2 separate regions of the Homo sapiens genome follow, and region 1 is linked to region 2. Evidence: read pairs that join two places in POLR2A ChIA-PET (ENCODE). Cell type or tissue: OCI-LY7. All regions are shown on one strand. Links, peaks and the distances in the headings refer to the core of each region. The heading gives the core; the rest is flanking DNA. Region 1 has its middle 70 kb from the start of SLC44A1. Region 2 overlaps SLC44A1 (solute carrier family 44 member 1).

Region 1 (2,917 bases), core at 229-2,728, 190 kb before region 2:
GTGAACAAAACCCTCACCTCCCTCCAGGTCCAGCCCAGGAAAATGGGGAACCTGTGGGATCAGAAGTTGCAGATGATCCTACAGGTGGCCTGGACCGCTACCTGGGCTTCTGATCCAGGGGGAAGGGCAGTGCACCAAGAGAGAGGCTTTTCCGCCCACAAGAGACACAGCTGGAGGTGGAAACAGGCAATTAAGACTGATTGTCTGACTCAGCAATCAAATTAGGCTGTGACAGCTATTGATAGTCAAGAGGAGGCAGGTTGCCTGTGGGAGTTGAGAACAGGCAATCAGTGCAGATTGACGCTTGAGAGGATCTGGGAGCAGATTGTGTCCGAGGGCTCTGGGGAGCCACCTCCCAAAAGGGAACACTTTGCTGAGACCCACCAACACTCTCCTGGTAGGCTATAAGGAAGCTCTCAATGTTTGTGCTGATTGTGTTTCTTGGAGACAAATTAATGGCAAATGAAGCCAAAGTAATAATAATTAGCAGCATTTTTTTTAAAGCAGTAAGTTGTTCTTTTATGAGCAAAAAATCCTTTCTTTGCTTATAAGCATGGAAAGGATGAGCCCCTCAAACTAAATTCTAAGTTTTGTATGTCCAGAACCTAAAAGAAGGACTCTCTTTATTAGGCCACAAAAAATTGAAGTAGGACCCCAAGCAGGCAATAGAAAGGAGGATGTTGCATTATAGTTGTCAAGAGCGTGGATTCTGAGCAAACTGCCAGAATTCACATCCCAGCTCAGCTGCTTGCTGTGAACTGTGTGCGTGAGTTCAGGCAAGCTACGTGCCAATGTGTCCTTAGTTTCTGCATTTGTAAAATGGAAGCAATACCATACAGCCTAGAGTTGTGGATTTAATGAGTTAATAGATGTGAGCACTTAGTAGTGTTGTACACATAATGATATTCGAAGGTTAGTTCTTATTATTGGCCCCAGTAAGCAGACTCAGGGACAATCCCCTGTCCCACATTCAGGCAGCATCCCTACCTTCTACCACTGCACCCTGTGTCACAGTTGGGAGCCTGGGAAGAGAGCGGTCCAGCCCTCTACCTGAGCCTAACTTTCAACTTGATCTTACCCCAGCACTGAATACAACTGAGACAGGATTGCTCTCATCACCTAAGGCTAGAATCCGGGGGAAATTTCCTTTCTCAGTGAGTGCCCTGACCATTCCATCCACCATTGACTCAAGTTGATGAGAACAATTAAAGGAAGAGGTGCTAGCTGCAGAAGGAAATCAGTAGTTTAATGAAAGGCAAAACAAGCCTACTAGAAAGACCAGTCCAAACCAAAAGAAGGAATTGACAAAGGCAGCTTAGCTTCTTACCATGGTGCTTCAGGAGTTATTGAGTCCCCCGTCTCCCTGAAGTTTCTGTCCCTGGGTGGTGTCTCTCTCTTCCTTCACTTTTTTTTTGTTTGTTTTTTTGAGCAGATTCTCACTCTGTCGTCCAGGCTGGAATGCAGTGACGCGATCTCAGCTCACTACAACCTCCGCCTCCCAGGTTCAAACGATTCTCCTGCCTCAGCCTCCTGAGTAGCTAGGACTACAGGCCTGCACCACCACGCCTGGCTAATTTTTATACTTTCAGTAGACATGGGGGTTCATCACGTTGGCCAGACTGCTCTCGAACTCCTGAGCTCAAGTGATCCACCCACCTTGGCCTCCCAAAGTACTGGGATTACAGGCGTGAGCCACCGTGCCTGGCCTCTTCCTTTACTTCTTTTCTTTCCCTCTCCCTCTCGCTCTCACTTCTTTCTTTCTCCTTCACTTTCCCTCTATCCTTTCTCCCTCAGCTTCCTCACTCTCTTTTTAAAACCTGCTTTATGACAGTTTTTACATGTGTTTTGCCCTTGGTTGTCTGTGGATCCATAGCTCTCAGTACAAATACAAGGGTTTTTTTTTTTTTTGCCTTTCAGTTAGGACAGCTGGGATCTATTTCACTAGCTCCATCACTAATCCCCTGTATAATGGTCAGCAATAATAACAGCAAACACATGTTACAGTCAATGCACATCACTGTGGCCAGGTGCGGTGGCTCACTCCTGTAGTCTCAGTGGGTGGATCACCTGAGGTCAGGAGTTCAAGACCAGCCTGGCCAACATGGCAAAAGCCCATCTCTACTAAAAATACAACAATTAGCTGGGTGTAGTGGCATGCACCTGTAATCCCAGCTACTCGGGAGGCTGAGGCAGGAGATTCACTTGATCCTGGGAGGCGGAGTTTCCAGTGAGCCGATATTACTCCATTGCACTCCAGCCTGGGCAACAAGACTCTGTCTCAGAAAAAAAAAATGTGCATCACTGCATCACTCGCCCTTCTAAGTTCTTTATGTGTAATAATAACTCAGTTGTCAGGACATCCCACAAGGGGGTCTTTTATTATCATTATCATCACCTGTAGTAAACCAGATGACTATTCACCAAATACTTTGGGTTCCCTTCTTCAGAATTCTTGCTGGTAGGAGGTTTAAACCATCTCCACCCTGTCGAACAGAGGAGTGACCCCATGACTTTCTTTGGCCAATAAAAGTCATAAAGGGTGATGTGACACTTCCAAACAAGAAGGATTAAAAATCAGTGAGTGCTTGGCCGTGTTCTCCTTTCCTATGCCACGATGACTGGCAGTGTCCCAGCTAGTGGTGGCTCTGTCTGAGGATGAAGAATGCTTGGAATGGGCTGGATGCGGTGGCTCACACCTGTAATCCCAGCAATTTGGAAGGCTGAGGCAGGCAGATCACCTGAGGTCAGGAGTTCAAGACCAGCCTGGTCAACATGGTGAAACCCCATCTCTACTAAAAATACAAAAATTAGCTAGGCTTGGTGGCAGGTGCCTGTAATCCCAGCTACTTGAGAGGCTGAGGCAGGAGAATCGCTTGAACCTGGGAGGCAGAGGTTGCAGTGAGCCGAGACCATGCCA
Region 2 (2,917 bases), core at 288-2,787:
TCAAATACAGAAATAAAAAATTTTAGAATTGAAAAAGATTCCCCCAAAAGATCATAGGCAAATTTAATTAAGATTCAGAATTAGACAAAACTTTAAAACTCTAGATATGAATAGTGTTATAATGATTAAATTAGATCACATCTATAAAGGACTTAGCACAGTTCCTAATACAAATTTAAATTTTAATAATAAATACTGTCTACCATGGCTATTGTGAACAGCTTCCTCCTTGACATCATTATTTCAATTTCATTCTATTTTTTTAACTTCAGCTTTTCTCCTATAATTCATTTCTGTATGTAGGAAACATATTTTCTTCCATTTTCTGAATATATTAAACATTTTTCCAGACAATTTTCTTGTGCCTGCAAGACTTCAAAATGGAAACATTCCCTTGCTCTAAAATGTTTTTCACCAATTTCTGGTAGTTTTGATTTGTTTCCTCCTCTTCAACAGATGGAAAATTTGTACTTGGTATTTGCCAACAAATAGGTAATGGAATTTGCCTTTGATCTCATTAACTCTTGAGTGCAGATGTTGATGTACATCGACTTTGCTTCAGTTTTTTATATCCCAGACATTTATCATATCAGCCACACACACACATGTCTCTACTCTGAATCATCCATTTTTTCACTGTGACCTACAAGGCCTTACAGTGTGGTCTGGTCCGCAGCTACCTCTCTGCCCACATCTCTACCACTTTCCGCATTGCTCATTGCAGTAGCCACAATGGTCTTCTTTCTCTCATACTAGGCATGGTTCTACCTCAGTCTCTTTGAACTTTGCCTGGGACACTCTTTCCTTAGATAGTGTCATAGATTGCTCTCTGTCTTTGATTCCATTGCTCAGATATCATCTTACTAATACCAGTGAGGCCTTGCTTACCCATCTTATATAAAATTGCAAAGCTTTCCCTACCCAGACACTCTATATCCTTCTTACCAGGAGATCATTTTTTCTTTAGACTTAATATACTGTATTTTTCCTTGTTTTCTTATTTTTTTGTTTCCCTATTATTATATAAGTTCCATGAACAGCAAGAGTAAGAACTTGGCTTTGTTTACTGTTCTATCTCCAGCTAGAACAATAGGTGCTGTAGCATTCAAAATGCTGAATGGGTTGAAAGTAGGTATATAAGTCAGCTCTCATATGTGGAGGTAGGTTTGTCTCCCTCTTCAGTCTGGTTCTTTGAATCTCTCAACCGGTGTTGGAGATTTAAAAATGCTTATCCCTAGCACCCACCACTATCAGAGATTTCCTCTTTGTTCCTCCCTTTGGTGGGAACTGTTCTTTTGATTTGCATTTATTCATTGTACAAATACTTAATCAACTGCATTACTGTGTCAGTGCAAGTCACAGAGGTATCTGTGATGAGTACAACAGAGAAGATCCTTGCCCTCTTTAAGCTTCATTGATGTTTTCTGTGATGCTTATTTCCTTCCTCCAGCCTCCTCAGCTTAAATGCTGAGGCTCTTTCTTTGTGGTCAATTCCTGTCAGGGGTGTATGTTTCTACTGGCTCGCTCTTAGCTTCATAGTCAATAATAAATACATTTGAAGGAAGCTTATTTGATACACTGAAGGATTTATAAATGCTTAATGTGGAGGATGATAATAGAGCAATGGACACTTTCTTTATGCTGGCAAAAAGTTATAGCTATGTACTTCCCAGCCAAATGGATTGTCACTGCATTAGTCCCATGATGATCTGTAGGAAGGGTCAAGAAAATTGAGAATTTATGTTACACATTTTCTTATCCTAATTATTGCATTAACAGTTGGGTCTTTTGTCTCCAGGAGGCACAGGTGTACTATGGTGGCTGTATGCAAAGCAAAGAAGGTCTCCCAAAGAAACTGTTACTCCTGAGCAGCTTCAGATAGCTGAAGACAATCTTCGGGCCCTCCTCATTTATGCCATTTCAGCTACAGTGTTCACAGTGAGTTTAGGCTTTGGCGTGTCTTTCGGTTTTGTGTTTTTGTTTGCAGGAGATCATTAATGGAGCAGAAACTCAAATCTAGCTTTTGCATTCCTAACCCTGATCTCCAGTAGATAATATCTCTGTGCCATAGTGTATGAAACACTAAAAAGTCTCTTGAAGGCTTCCCTCATGGATGAGTGCTATTTGATGAAACATTTTTTCTACCCTGTCTGCTTTTTGAGAGAGGATTTTCACCTAGAATATTTACATTACCATTTGCTTACAAGAACATATTTCTTATTGTCATAAGATAATTACTTTTTAAAAATGGTTCCCTTTACTGTAGAAAAGTATGTTAAAAAATATATCATTCCATTTACTTGTTTGCTAATTATCTTCCCATTTGTCTTTCAAACTTTTCATTTAACTTTATGGCGTTATTTCAAAAATATAGGTGTGGTCAGGTACAGTGGCTTATGCCTATAATGCAAGCACTTTGGGAGACTGAAGTGGGAGGATCACTTGAGCCCACGAGTTCTAGACCAACCTGGGCAAGATAGTGAGACCCTGTCTTCACAAAAAATTAAAATCAGCTGAGCATGCTGGTGTGCACCTGTGGTCCCAGCTACTCGGGAGGCAGAGGTGGGAGGGTCACCTGAGCCATGATTGTGTCACTGCATTACAGCCTAGGCAACTGAGTGAGACCTTGTCTCCAAAATATATATGTGTGTTTGTGTGTGCGTGTGTGTGCGCGCGCGCGCGTGTGTGTGTGTGTGTGTGAGATTTGCTGCTTAGGTATTAAGCAATAAAATTACCAATTAACATGTGGTTAAATAATTTATATGTATACCTTTGGTTCATCATCGTCTTCTCTCTGAAAAAAGAAAAAAAATCAGTCTACTTCTAAGAGCAATCCCAAGCTTTTTATTGAGCATCAGAAACAAAAAATAAAGCCATCATAAAACCATTGGTGCCAAAAGATATTTGTTAGTTATTG

Evidence for each region. ChIA-PET counts read pairs that join two places held together with the same protein. Peaks named below come from ENCODE experiments on the same cell type or tissue, not always from the same donor. Only the 100,000 strongest peaks of a DNase experiment are listed, where the experiment ranks them.
Region 1: POLR2A ChIA-PET joins it to region 2 with 5 read pairs; 3 of 35 experiments call an interaction of 5 or more read pairs at or near these places.

Annotation. Positions count from the first base shown.
Region 1 is chr9:105,173,293-105,176,209 of GRCh38, forward strand. No RefSeq gene overlaps it. Among named protein-coding and RNA genes, the nearest start is that of SLC44A1, 70 kb to the right of the region's middle. RefSeq lists an enhancer at 1-544. In OCI-LY7, for the core only: no CTCF peak of the experiment used is centred there; no DNase peak of the experiment used is centred there.
Region 2 is chr9:105,359,393-105,362,309 of GRCh38, forward strand. SLC44A1 (solute carrier family 44 member 1) reads left to right here. Exons shown (of 16, transcript NM_080546.5): 8 at 1,799-1,938. Among named protein-coding and RNA genes, the nearest start is that of FSD1L, 87 kb to the right of the region's middle. In OCI-LY7, for the core only: CTCF peaks have their summits at 1,164 and 1,385; no DNase peak of the experiment used is centred there; H3K27ac peaks cover 1,300 bases.